Regions from separate parts of the Homo sapiens genome. Here all the other regions are linked to region 3. Evidence: chromatin contacts called from ENCODE Hi-C or POLR2A ChIA-PET data. All regions are on one chromosome and are shown on one strand. The core of a region is the stretch at or near the end of the contact, and the rest is flanking DNA. Distances in the headings are between cores, read along the strand shown. Region 1 holds the start of E2F6 (E2F transcription factor 6). Region 2 holds the start of MBOAT2 (membrane bound glycerophospholipid O-acyltransferase 2). Region 3 holds the start of RRM2 (ribonucleotide reductase regulatory subunit M2).

Region 1 (3,697 bases), core at 107-2,606, 1.3 Mb before region 3:
GGAGTCTTAGCTGGGAGATCACTTGAGGCCAGGAGTTTGACGCTACAGTGAATTATGACCGTGACACTGCCCTCCAGCCTGGGTGACAGAAAAAAAAAAAAAAAGATTAGAGAAGGCCTCTGACCTCACAGTCTAGTGGGGAACCAGCTTCTTCGGGGATTTTTCCCTGCCTCACCTCGCCCACCTCAGGCTGTGTAGAAACCCCCAGTCTAACCAGTTGTTTCCCTCCAACTCTGTACATACCACGGTGTGTTGCCTTTTTATTTCAAACATGTGCTGGCCTCTGTTCTAATCACAGCAACCTGTATCCATTAATCCATTTAATCCTCACAACAACCTTATCAGGTAAGTATTGTCATTATTTGCATTTTCCAAATAAGGAAACTGAGGCACAGACAGATTAAGTAACTGGCTTAATAAGGTCTTCTAGTTTATACGTAGAGGCAGCCAGGACTTGAAAACACACCTTCTGGCTCCAGCTAAATTAACATGCTCTGTTTACTTATCTGTCCCCACTGAAATTGGAGGTTGAACCCGTGGCATATTCAAACGAATAAGTATCGCCTGTGCCCACCCCAATATCTGACACTATAGGTCAACGATAACTCATTCGTCAAACAGGAAGGAGGAAGGAAGGAAGGAAGGAAGGAAGGAAGGAAGGCAGGCAGGCAGGCAGGCGGGCAGGCAGAGGTAAAACGATTCCACAATGGTGTGGTTGCTCACATTTACTAAGCATCAACACTGACCTGCCTGTAAGATGCGCTAACAGAGCTCACGAATAAATGAAGGCTGGGTGTGGTAGCTCACGCCTATAATCCCAGCACTTGAGAGGCCAAGGTGGGAGGACGGCTTGAGCCCCAGAGTTCAGGACCAGCCGGGGCAATATACTGAGACCCTGTCTCTACTAAAATTAAAATTAAAAATTAGCCAGGCACAGTGGCGCGCGCATGTAGTCCCAGCTACTTGGGAGGCTGAGGTGGAGGATCGCTTGAGCCCGGGAATTCAAGGCTGCAGTGAGCCCTGACCACGCCACTGCACTCCAGCCTGGGCGACCAAAAAAAAAATTAAAATAAAAAAAAGGAATAAATGAACATCTCTGCGGCTCAGAACTTTCAGTTATCACCTCAGAACTTTCAGTTATCACCGTCGAGAATTCCAGGCGACCGCTGGGTTTTCCCGGTTGCCTCTTTTCTCTCACCCCTGTTCCCTTCCTCTGGAATTCGGCTCCACCTCTTCCTTTTCCTTTGCCAGCCTCTCCGTGGATTCCGCGGTCCGGGTTTCCCGGGCGGCAGCCGCCGGGAGAGGATCGGTGCGTGGGAGCGCTCCGGCAGCGGCGGGCATGCGCAGAGGGGGGCGGTGTACTGCGCATGCGGGAAGATGGCGGGCCGGGCGACTTGAGATCCGCGGGTCTCCCTCCTCTTTTTCCGTCTGCGTCGGGAGCTCCCGGGCACGTGAGGCCGTGCCGCGTTTACTGGCGGGCGGGACGGCCTAGCCGGGCGGCGCCTCGGAGGAAGCCGCGGACCCCTTAGGTGCTGGGCCCTTGGAAATCGGCGCGTGGGGGGCGGTGCTCGAGCTGAGCGCGAGAGGGCGGGAGAGCTCGTGGGGTGCGAGGGGAGCAGGACGCCCGGCCGGGCAGCATGAGTCAGCAGCGGCCGGCGAGGAAGTTACCCAGTCTCCTCCTGGACCCGACGGAGGAGACGGTTCGCCGTCGGTGCCGAGACCCCATCAACGTGGAGGGCCTGCTGGTAAGCTCCGGGACGGGACGGGGACGGGCGGTGGTCTCCCAAATCCGGCCCCCTCCTCCCCGCGCCGCCGCCAACCCCGCTGGCCGTCGTCTGGGTCGTCTGCTCCCCCTGGGCCAGGCGCTGCCCATCACGTGCTGCGAACTGCGCTCTCCCGCCTTCTGCTTTCAGCATCTGCTCACAGACGTGGTATCAGTCTTCTAGGCTTTTACATCGGAACTTCAGAGCACTGTTGGAGAAAATTGCTCAACTTTGCATTAGAGAGTCCATGTTTATCTCCTTCTATGGACTCTAGCTGTATCTCTGCAACCTATCATTTGTTTTTCTGCCTCCTCTCCCATCCTTCTGCTCTACTGCAGCCGTTTAAAACCTTGTCCACGCTTTATATTTCCCACGCCACAGCTCCCATTCATCAAATTATCTCCCCACCTGTTTGACAGAGAAAATGGTTAGGAAATTTGGCTCCCTTTCCTGCAAAGGCTGATTTCTTCTCTTGTTCAGGACCAGATGCTGTATTCCCCGCGGTTATCAGGGCCCTCAACAAATGCATTTTCTTTTTCTTTTCTTTCTTTTTTTTCTTTTTTTTTTTTTTTTTTGAGATTGAGTTTTACTTTTGTTCCCCAGGCTGGAGTGCAATGGCGCAATCTCAGCTCACTGCAACCCCCACCTCCCAGGTTCAAGAGATTCTCCTGCTTCAGCCTCCCATGTAGCTGGGATCACAGGCATGCGCCACCACACCCAGCTAATTTTGTATTTTTAGTAGAGACGGGATTTCGCCGTGTTGGCCAGGCTGGTCTCGAACTCCTGACGACCTCAGGTGATCCACCGAGCCCGACCTCTCCCCGTATTTTCAATTTCTCTGCTGCTTTCTTTCTATAACTAGTAGTAATTAAACATTTTCCCAAGTCATTATGCCTGGTTCCCCTACCAAATAGTTTGTGATTATTGCCTCATTTAATTTCTCATTTCTCACAGCAGTGTTTTATAATACTAAAAGATTATTATTCTTGTTTCACGGTTGCCAAAACAGACTTGGAGATGCATGTAACGCCGGCTTGCCTGTGGCTGGATAATAAGTGTAGAAACTTGGGTTGAAGCTCCAAATGTCTAACTCCAGATGATAAATTCTTGACTACTAAAACCGCATTCTAAATCCATCCCCATCTTAAAAGATCTCTCCCTTGATTCCATATCCCCTCCCATCTACTGTCTCTCTTCCTCTTCACAGCTAAACTTTTTTTTTTTTTTTTTTTTTTTGGTGACGAAGTCTTGCTCTGTCACCCAGGCTGGAGTGCAGTGGCCTGATCTCGGTTCACTGCAAGCTCCGCCTCCCGAGTTCACGCCATTTTCCTGCCTCAGCCTCCTGAGTAGCTGGGACTACAGGCACCCGCCACCACGCACGGCTAATTTTTTTTTGTATTTTTAGTAGAGATGGGGTTTCACCGTGTAAGCCAGGATGGTCTCAATCTCCTGACCTCGTGATCCACCCGCCTCAGCCTCCCAAAGTGCTTTCACAGCTAAACTTCTTGAAAAGGTTATTTACACTCACTGTTTCCACTTGATGGCCTCTTATTACCAGCCAACCCACTGCTGGGGACCCCTATCCTAAGCACACTTGTAAGACCATTCTAACCAAGGTCACCGACAAGCTCGTCAATTCCAGCAGCTGTTGTAGTTTTGACTACAACACTCGTGTTAGAAACCCTCCCTTGAGCTTCCTTGACGTTTGATGCTCCATCTGCTTCTCTGGCTTCTCCTTGTCCTCATCCTCTTCCCATTCCTTCATGTTGATTTGTTTTTCTGTTTTTGTTTTTGTCCCCCCCCCCGGTGCAGGATCTCACTCTGTCACCCTGGCTGGAGTGCAGTGGCACATCATGGCTCACTGCAGCCTTACCTCCCAGGCTCAAGTGATCCTTCTGCCTCCAACTCCCAAGTAGCTGAGACCACAGGCACAT
Region 2 (3,436 bases), core at 637-3,136, 1.1 Mb after region 3:
TGCAATATGTTCCCAACACCCACCTTTCAAGTTTTTAAAATGGCATTTCAATTTTTTCTTCAGTTTGTATGCTCAGCCACCTGTGCGCTTCCTCTACTTTTCTAAAGTGAAGAAAAGGAAAAAAAAATGGTTTCTTTCTAATATAATATTAATAGGTCTGGGTTTTTGGATTAATATACTGTAATAAGCAGCTCTCTAATTGATTACAAATCCCACTGGAACACTCCCCTGGGGGAATGAAGGTCCTGTTCTTTTTACTCTTCCTTTTATCCTCTATTCCATTTCAGCTGAGAATCCACCAAACTAGGATTGAGTCGACCAGTGAAAGGATTCTAGGCAAGACGGGATTGCACTGATGAGTTCCACTGCCTCCTTTTCAGAGAGACAAACGTAAGCCCACAGACTGATTACTAAGGCAGGTGTATTTTTATCTGTGCTGCCTTCTTATTCAAGACTCTAAGCTAGTCATCAACCCAATGGTATAACTGATAGCTGACGGGAGTTTCTGGAATGGGTGTTAAGTGTGAGAGAGATGAAGGCCTAGTGATAAGGTCGGCTCTAAATGTAGATTTACTTGGATTCCAATCTACTTACCAGCTGTGTGCCCCTGGGCAAGTTACCTCTTCTGTGACTCAACTTCCTTGAAGGAGGGTGTGTAAAAGTGTCTATTTCACACGGTTATTGTGAGGATTAAATACCAAAAGTATTAAAGCTGTGGTTAAACTCTCAGTAAACATTAGTTATTTCTACCAAAGTTAAACTGCCAAATCCTTGAGTCTTGATTTGTCCTCATAACTGCTGTGGCATTTCTCCTCTTTTAAAGTCTTCTGAACAGAAGTTGACGTTTGCATTTTAAAGGAACTCAAATGGCTTACTTTTACGAAGTTGGGGGGATTATATATACACGTGACCCGCCAGGGTATGTAAACCTGGCGGACTTCAACAGTCTGGGGGTGCCTGCGCTCAAGGGGTGAAGGGATGCTTAGAAACTTTCTCAGGAAGAAGGTGGGGCCTTCAACGAGGGCGGCTGGCTACAAAGAACTAAACTTTCACACAGCAAAGGGGAGCCGGTCTCCCTGCGCCCGCGGGCGTCGAACCCAGGCCCAGCTCTCACCACCCAAAGGCCCGGGTGCGGCTGCAGGGTGACGAAAGCGTCAGACCCCGGGGCTGCTCTCAGCTTTGGGCTTTCACCCGGCACTCTCCCAGACAAAGGGGCTTCTCAGCCAGGTCGCTGTTTTGGTTTGTCGTCCTCCCAGCCCCCACCTTCGTCCCCAACTTCCCCTGGCGCTGGCTCGGCGGCGTCCCTCACATCGTCCCTCCGGCCGCCACCCCGGGCCCCTTTGTTGTCTGCCGTCTCTCCCAGAGAGGGGTGGGGGGCCGCGACATTCCAGGGAGGAGAAACCGAGGAGTGAGGGGCAAAGACGCTCTTCCATGCTCTCACCCGAGGAGCGCGCCCCACGACGCTGGCCAGCCGTTCTCCGGCGACGGCCCGGGCCGCGCCTCGGCGCCCTCGCCCGGGTCCTCGGCACGGGGGAGGGGCGTGGCGCGGCCGGCGCTCTCTGATTGGCTGCGGGCGTCAGGGCGTCGCGCCGCGATTGGGTCGCGCAGCTGTCTGGAGCGAGAGCGCGCGAGGTGGGGAGGGGGCCGCTGGAAGCTGCTGGAAGTCGGGGGCGGGGGATGCGGCTGGGGCGCCGGGGCGGGGACGACGGGGGCGACGGCAGGACGGGCCGCGCCTGTGCAGGGCGGTCGGGGGCGGCGGGCGCGGGAGGAGGTGGCGGCGGAGGGGGAGGTGCGAGCCGGGCACCGCCCCCGGCCCCTCCCCGGCCTTCCCCGCGCAGAGCTCCGACCGCGGGCGGCCCAGGGGCGGGCGCGCCGCTGCATCCCCATCCTCGTCGTCGCCCGGCACAGCGCGAGCGGGCGAGCGGCGCGGGCGGCCGGAGCGCCGAGGCCCGGCCATGGCCACCACCAGCACCACGGGCTCCACCCTGCTGCAGCCCCTCAGCAACGCCGTGCAGCTGCCCATCGACCAGGTACCCCGAGGCGCCCTGGCGCCGGGCGTCGCGCCCTCGCCGCCCCTCCCCGCCGCGGTGCCACCCGACCGGGGGCCCGGGAGGAGGGTGGGGGCTGGGGCCGGGCGCCCGGTGCCCCCCTACCCGCCGCTCCCTGGAAGGGAGGGGGCAACAAGCCGGTTATTGTCCCAGAGCCCCCTCCCTCCTGGGTGCGCCCCCAGCCCGCCATCCCCGGGCCGAGCGGGAGGTGGGCCGGGCGTTGTTGCCGGCGACAGCCCCCGGGGAGGGTGGTCGTATGGGCGTGCGGGTGTGCATGCGGTCCCTGCCCTTCGCGGCAGCGGCGCTCGGATCCGGTGGTCGGGTCCCGGAGCAGCCCCCGGTGCGCATGGACCGGGTTGTGGAAAGGGTGCGGAAGGCTGCGCTTTGGGGAGCCTGGCGTGGTGCTGCCTGCCCCGCGCGCGCCTCTGAGCGACCCCCGGAGAGGCTGATGCATGGGTCTGGGTGTGCTGGGTGCCTTAGAGACGGCGTCGATGGGTGCTAGGGGCCCGGAGAGGCTTAAGCGCTACTGCACTTTGGGGACAGTTTGCGTTGGATTGTGGCTTAAGAGAGACAGAGGCAACAGTTTGTGGGAAGGCAGACAGGTTATGAAGAAAAGTCGGAGTTAATCCCAGGATTCTTGCTGACAAAGTGGCAACCTTGTAGATTGATGCAGCCACTTTACCTCCTTGCCCAGCCCTCAGAAAAGCTCTTGACAGTGTCTAGGGAAGGGTGGTATTTAAATGAGGCCAATCGAGTTTGATGGTTTAAAGGGCCTAACGATTACTGAGAAATAAACAGCATTGTGATGGGAAAAGCAGCGCCATTTTTACTGAGAAAAGAAAGTTTGGAAGTATTTTGTTGTGACAGTGAGATTTAGGGAAGTTGTTAATGAGGCGGGGGCTGGGGGGCGGGGGTGTATAGTTAGGTGATTGCTCTAGCCCCAGGCTAAAGGTAGTTAACTTTGGAAATTTTGCTTACAGTTATTTCAAGTGTACTTAACCTGGAAGTGTTTGGACTTCACACGGGATACTGGTTCACTGTCTTGAACTTGAAGGTGCTGCTGTCATTTAGTCTTCAGGGATTTCACTTCAATACGGGATTCCTTCTTGTCCAGACGGCTTTCCATAGCAGCAAGCTGGAAACCTGACATTAGGATACTAGCTGCTTTGTGCTTTACTGTTTTAAATAAAATCGCCTTAAGTATGTCGAAGGAGTGTTAAACAATTGTGGCTTCTGTTGAAATTCCACATCGCGGTCATAACTTCTGGTTAATAGTAAAGTACCTATCCCCCACCTGTCTTGAACAAGAGTTCTAATGGGTGTCTTGCTAATAAAGTATGGTAGTGAAATTAATCGTGTATTCGAAGAAAATATTCTTCTCTCTTTAT
Region 3 (3,685 bases), core at 58-2,557:
TTCTCTAGAGTCGGGAAAATACCATAAGAAAGAACTGCAAAGTGTTACAAAACAGGAAATGCCATGTAATATAAAACCCAGCTTACACACACAGATGCACTCAGCATGGAAAAACATACAAGACGAGGAAAGCGAACTAGTTCGACCTCAGATCGTCAACGTCAAATGAATGAAAGATGTTTTGGAAACTCACCAAGTTTTCATTTACTATGCCATCGCTTGCTGCAAAGAAAGCCAGAACATGGGATATAAAATATCTCTCCTCGGGTTTCAGGGATTCCCAGTGCTGAATGTCCTTGGAGAGGTCCACCTGAGGTTCGGAAGTCACAATTTTAGCATAAAAGGAAGAGAGTAAAGCCTACAGGACTCACACTGAGCACTCAAACTTTAAGTATGCTGGCACCACTTACTATGCCCCACAGTTAGCCCCCCTTGCCAACGGGAACCTCCAAGTGCATTTATGTCTGAGGCGTGACGGTCACCCCTGCAGGGGTCTTCTGGGGTCCTCCGATTACCTCCTCGGCGGTCCAAAAGGAAGCCTCTGCCTTCTTATACATCTGCCAGATATCATGGTACTCGATGGGGAAGATGACAAAGCGGCGGGGGTTTTCTCTCAGCAGCGGCTCATCCTCCACGCCGGGGGCAGCTGCTTTAGTTTTCTGTTGGGGGAGAAAATAAAACATTTAAGTACCGGGCGAACCATATGAAACTAACGTTTTTCTGGACCAAGTCCTTTCCATTGGCGGCAATTTCACGGGGCCCGATGTGAAAACGTGGCTGTCCCGTCGCACTCCGTGGGTCGCAGCAGAGGAGCGCACGCCCGAACCGGGAAATGGGCCGAGGGGCGCGGGAGGCAGCCCTGGGGAGGGGCCGCCTAGGCGGGAAAGGAGCCGGGGCGGGAGTGTGAACAGCTGAGGAAACAATGCGGCTTTGGCGCCAAGACGCCCAAGGCCGTCCCTGGCCCCTCTGCCCCACGCCCGCCACTCACCGGCTCCGTGGGCTCCTGGAAGATCCTCCTCGCGGTCTTGCTGGCCAGGACGCGGGTCCCGCTCAGGGCCGGCGGCTGCGGGGAGACGCGTGTGAGTGAGGAGCGGCTTCGCTTTCCCTGCCTCCCTCCCCTGCCCGCAGCGCCCTCCCCGCGGGCTCACCGTGTTCTCCTTGTCGACCAAGCTGAGCCCCTTCAGCGGCGAGAGCTGCAGCTGCTGCGGGTCCGTGATGGGCGCGAGCGGGACACGGAGGGAGAGCATAGTGGAGGCGCAGCGAAGCAGAGCGAGCAGCCAGGACAGGACGGCTGGGACAGGGTGCACGGGCGACCCCTCACTCCAGCAGCCTTTAAATCTCCCGCGCCGCGCGCTCCCGGCCCTTCCCATTGGCTTTGGTGCCCCGGCCCTTCCCATTGGCTGTGCCATGCCTCCGACCCTTCCCATTGGCTGCGCCTTGCCCCTACCCAGGCTGGCCGCGGGGCCGCGCGCGATTTTCAAGCGCAGCGCGGGAGCCTCCGCCGGCGCCTTCCGGAGACCCCCGGGGACACCCCCGTGGACGCCCCCCGGGACCTCCCGGTTCCCCCCCCGGCCCGTCCGCTGGCTGGGTCGGGGGCGCCGCCGCCCAGGCCCCCACAGGTCCCGCGGGACCAGGGCCGCAGCCCCTGAGGGTCTCGGCGGCCTTGGCGCGCGCGGGCCCCGGTTCGCCCGGGAACCGTTTAGGATTGCGTGAGGAGCAGCGATTGGAGCCCGCGGGCGCGAGAGGATCCCCGGGCCGCGGCCCCGCCTCCCGAAAGCACCTCCTCCCAGCCGGGCCGCCGCCGGGCAGGGGGCTTAGCCAACGAGGTTGGTGCAAAGGCCTGGAAAACGCTCCTGGGTGCGGGGGAGGCGTTGCTGCGACCCTTTCGATCCGTGTCCCTGCGGTGGGGGTGCAAGGGCCCCGAGGCCTGACATTTTGGCGGGGTGGTCGGCGAGGACCCTACAGCCTAAAAGTTAGGGCCGCTGAGCCCCGTGGCTCGTTTTGCTGGGACAAGCGACCAGGCTTCTTACAGATTCGGTGTCCCCGTGAGTAAAATGGGACTCGTAACCGCGTGGACTGTTAATGCGGTGAGGAGAGCGTTCGTTGAGATGACTCATGTAAAATGTGCAGTCCTTTGTAAACCTTCAAACTACGGGACATGGCGAGAAGGCCCTTGGTGCAGTTTTCCACAGAAATCCTGTCTCCTGTCAGACCCCTGACCCCTATTGTCACCCTTGCCTTAAGAATTGCAAACTGTGGCTGGGCGCGGTGGCTCACGCCTGTAATCCCAGCACTTTGGGAGGCCAAGGCAGGAGGATTGTTTGAGGCCAGGAGCTGGAGACCATCCTGGGCAACATAGTGAGACCCCGCCTCTGCCATTAAAAAGAGAAGAAAAAAAGTTGTTTTAATTGCAAACTGAGCAAAAATTCCTGGGAGAAAGTTCACAGAATGATTTTAGGACTAGGAATTAATGTACTACTCATTGGGCGTCAAATATGCTGAAGAGGAGTTTGAAAACTCCACTGGTGTAGAGACTGGAACTTAGCAATAGCTTTCATTTAATTTTCTATGTGGCTTTCTGATTTGCCAGGCCCTGCAACGGGCAAAATGCCAAAAATAAAGGAAGAGAAAGAAACTTTAAGATCCAAGAAAGAAATCATTAACCTGAGAAAGCTTCAACAGCTGCGCTCAGGGCTGTTATTGAGAGAGACCCGGGACTTTTTTTTTCACAAAGCCTTTTCTAGATAAGATACTTTAAAGAGGGTGGGGTGGGACAGGTACCCTCCCCACCTAGGTCTGTTTCTCTCATTTCTTAAAAGTACTACGGACTTGTAAATCATAGTATTCTCGTGTTGCAGGAATAAGTGCCCATCACATTCCTTACACAAAGCCACAACTAAAACTTTGGTGTACCATGATTTGTTTAAAGCAACTCGCCATTCATCGCCATTTTCACCCCAAACACACTAAAGCATCCATCTCCAGGAAACTGGTATTTTTATTGATTACTTTATGGCTGATAAAGCTATTATCTAACAAAATTATAATTTATTGGTGTCATCTCATACTCAACTCAGATTTCAATTTCCCATAATCAGCGTCTAAAACCCTCGTTTCGGTTGCCCTAGGGCGCCACGTGCTTTTTTGCTCCTGTTAAACTCACTGTAACTGAAGTAGTCAGAGGTGGCTTCATTGATAGTTTAGTTCCTGGCCACGTAATTAACATAGCCATTGTAGAAGACGCCGAAAGATGCGTACGTGTTGTTAAAGGCCGGGTGAAGTCGCCATCCTCCCCTCCCGCGCTAAACCTGAGTCATCTCGGCGTGGCCCTCCTGCCCCCAGGTCCGGCAACTTTGCCCCGCTGCGGAGGAGGTGGCGGCGCCCAGGGCCACGCGGCAATGCGGGCGGTTCCGCCTCCGGGGAGGTCGGGCGGTGCAGCCACTCCCGGGAGAGCGCCCGCCGCAGGCTGCTGCTAGCCCCGGGATTCACTCCTTTTTCCCTCGGTGCTCGTTTTTTTGGTTTTATTTAAGTAAACAGACGAGGGTCTCGCTTGTTTGCCCAGGCTGGTCTCAAGCGATCCTCCCTCCGCCTCCCTAAGCGTCGGGATTCCTGGCGGAAGCCACTTGAGCGCGCGTTTTGACATCTGCATCTACTCCACCATTGGTCTGCACGGGAGGCCCCGCCC

What was found. Hi-C counts contacts between places; a loop is a spot of excess contacts on that map. ChIA-PET counts read pairs that join two places held with the same protein, here RNA polymerase II (POLR2A). Pooled maps may share reads with other maps.
Region 1: a map of CD8-positive, alpha-beta T cell shows a loop between it and region 3 (9-fold over the local background). The contact joins the promoter of E2F6 here to the promoter of RRM2 in region 3. A Hi-C loop is called at or near these places in 2 of 168 maps with a recorded cell type or tissue (CD8-positive, alpha-beta T cell and naive thymus-derived CD4-positive, alpha-beta T cell) and 6 of 50 pooled maps.
Region 2: a map of CD4-positive, alpha-beta T cell shows a loop between it and region 3 (6-fold over the local background). The contact joins the promoter of MBOAT2 here to the promoter of RRM2 in region 3. A Hi-C loop is called at or near these places in 1 of 168 maps with a recorded cell type or tissue (CD4-positive, alpha-beta T cell) and 6 of 50 pooled maps. POLR2A ChIA-PET finds 5 or more read pairs at or near these places in 1 of 52 experiments (A673).

The regions. Positions count from the first base shown.
Region 1 is chr2:11,463,820-11,467,516 of GRCh38, reverse strand. E2F6 (E2F transcription factor 6) reads left to right here and starts at 1,356. Exons shown (of 7, transcript NM_198256.4): 1 at 1,356-1,745. The coding sequence starts at 1,638. RefSeq lists enhancers at 541-620, 1,048-1,604, 1,605-2,162.
Region 2 is chr2:9,002,134-9,005,569 of GRCh38, reverse strand. It overlaps MBOAT2 (membrane bound glycerophospholipid O-acyltransferase 2), which reads left to right and starts at 1,886. Exons shown (of 13, transcript NM_138799.4): 1 at 1,886-2,030. The coding sequence starts at 1,956. LOC124907728 (a long non-coding RNA gene) reads right to left here and starts at 1,494. Exons shown (of 2, transcript XR_007086199.1): 1 at 1,442-1,494; 2 at 1-101. RefSeq lists silencers at 1,513-1,972, 2,516-2,810 and an enhancer at 2,575-3,229.
Region 3 is chr2:10,120,361-10,124,045 of GRCh38, reverse strand. It overlaps RRM2 (ribonucleotide reductase regulatory subunit M2), which reads right to left and starts at 1,307. Exons shown (of 10, transcript NM_001034.4): 1 at 1,149-1,307; 2 at 989-1,063; 3 at 516-659; 4 at 194-310. The coding sequence starts at 1,247. RefSeq lists silencers at 1,346-1,846, 1,253-1,852 and enhancers at 2,073-2,182, 2,203-2,272, 2,030-2,585, 2,634-3,576, 3,577-3,685.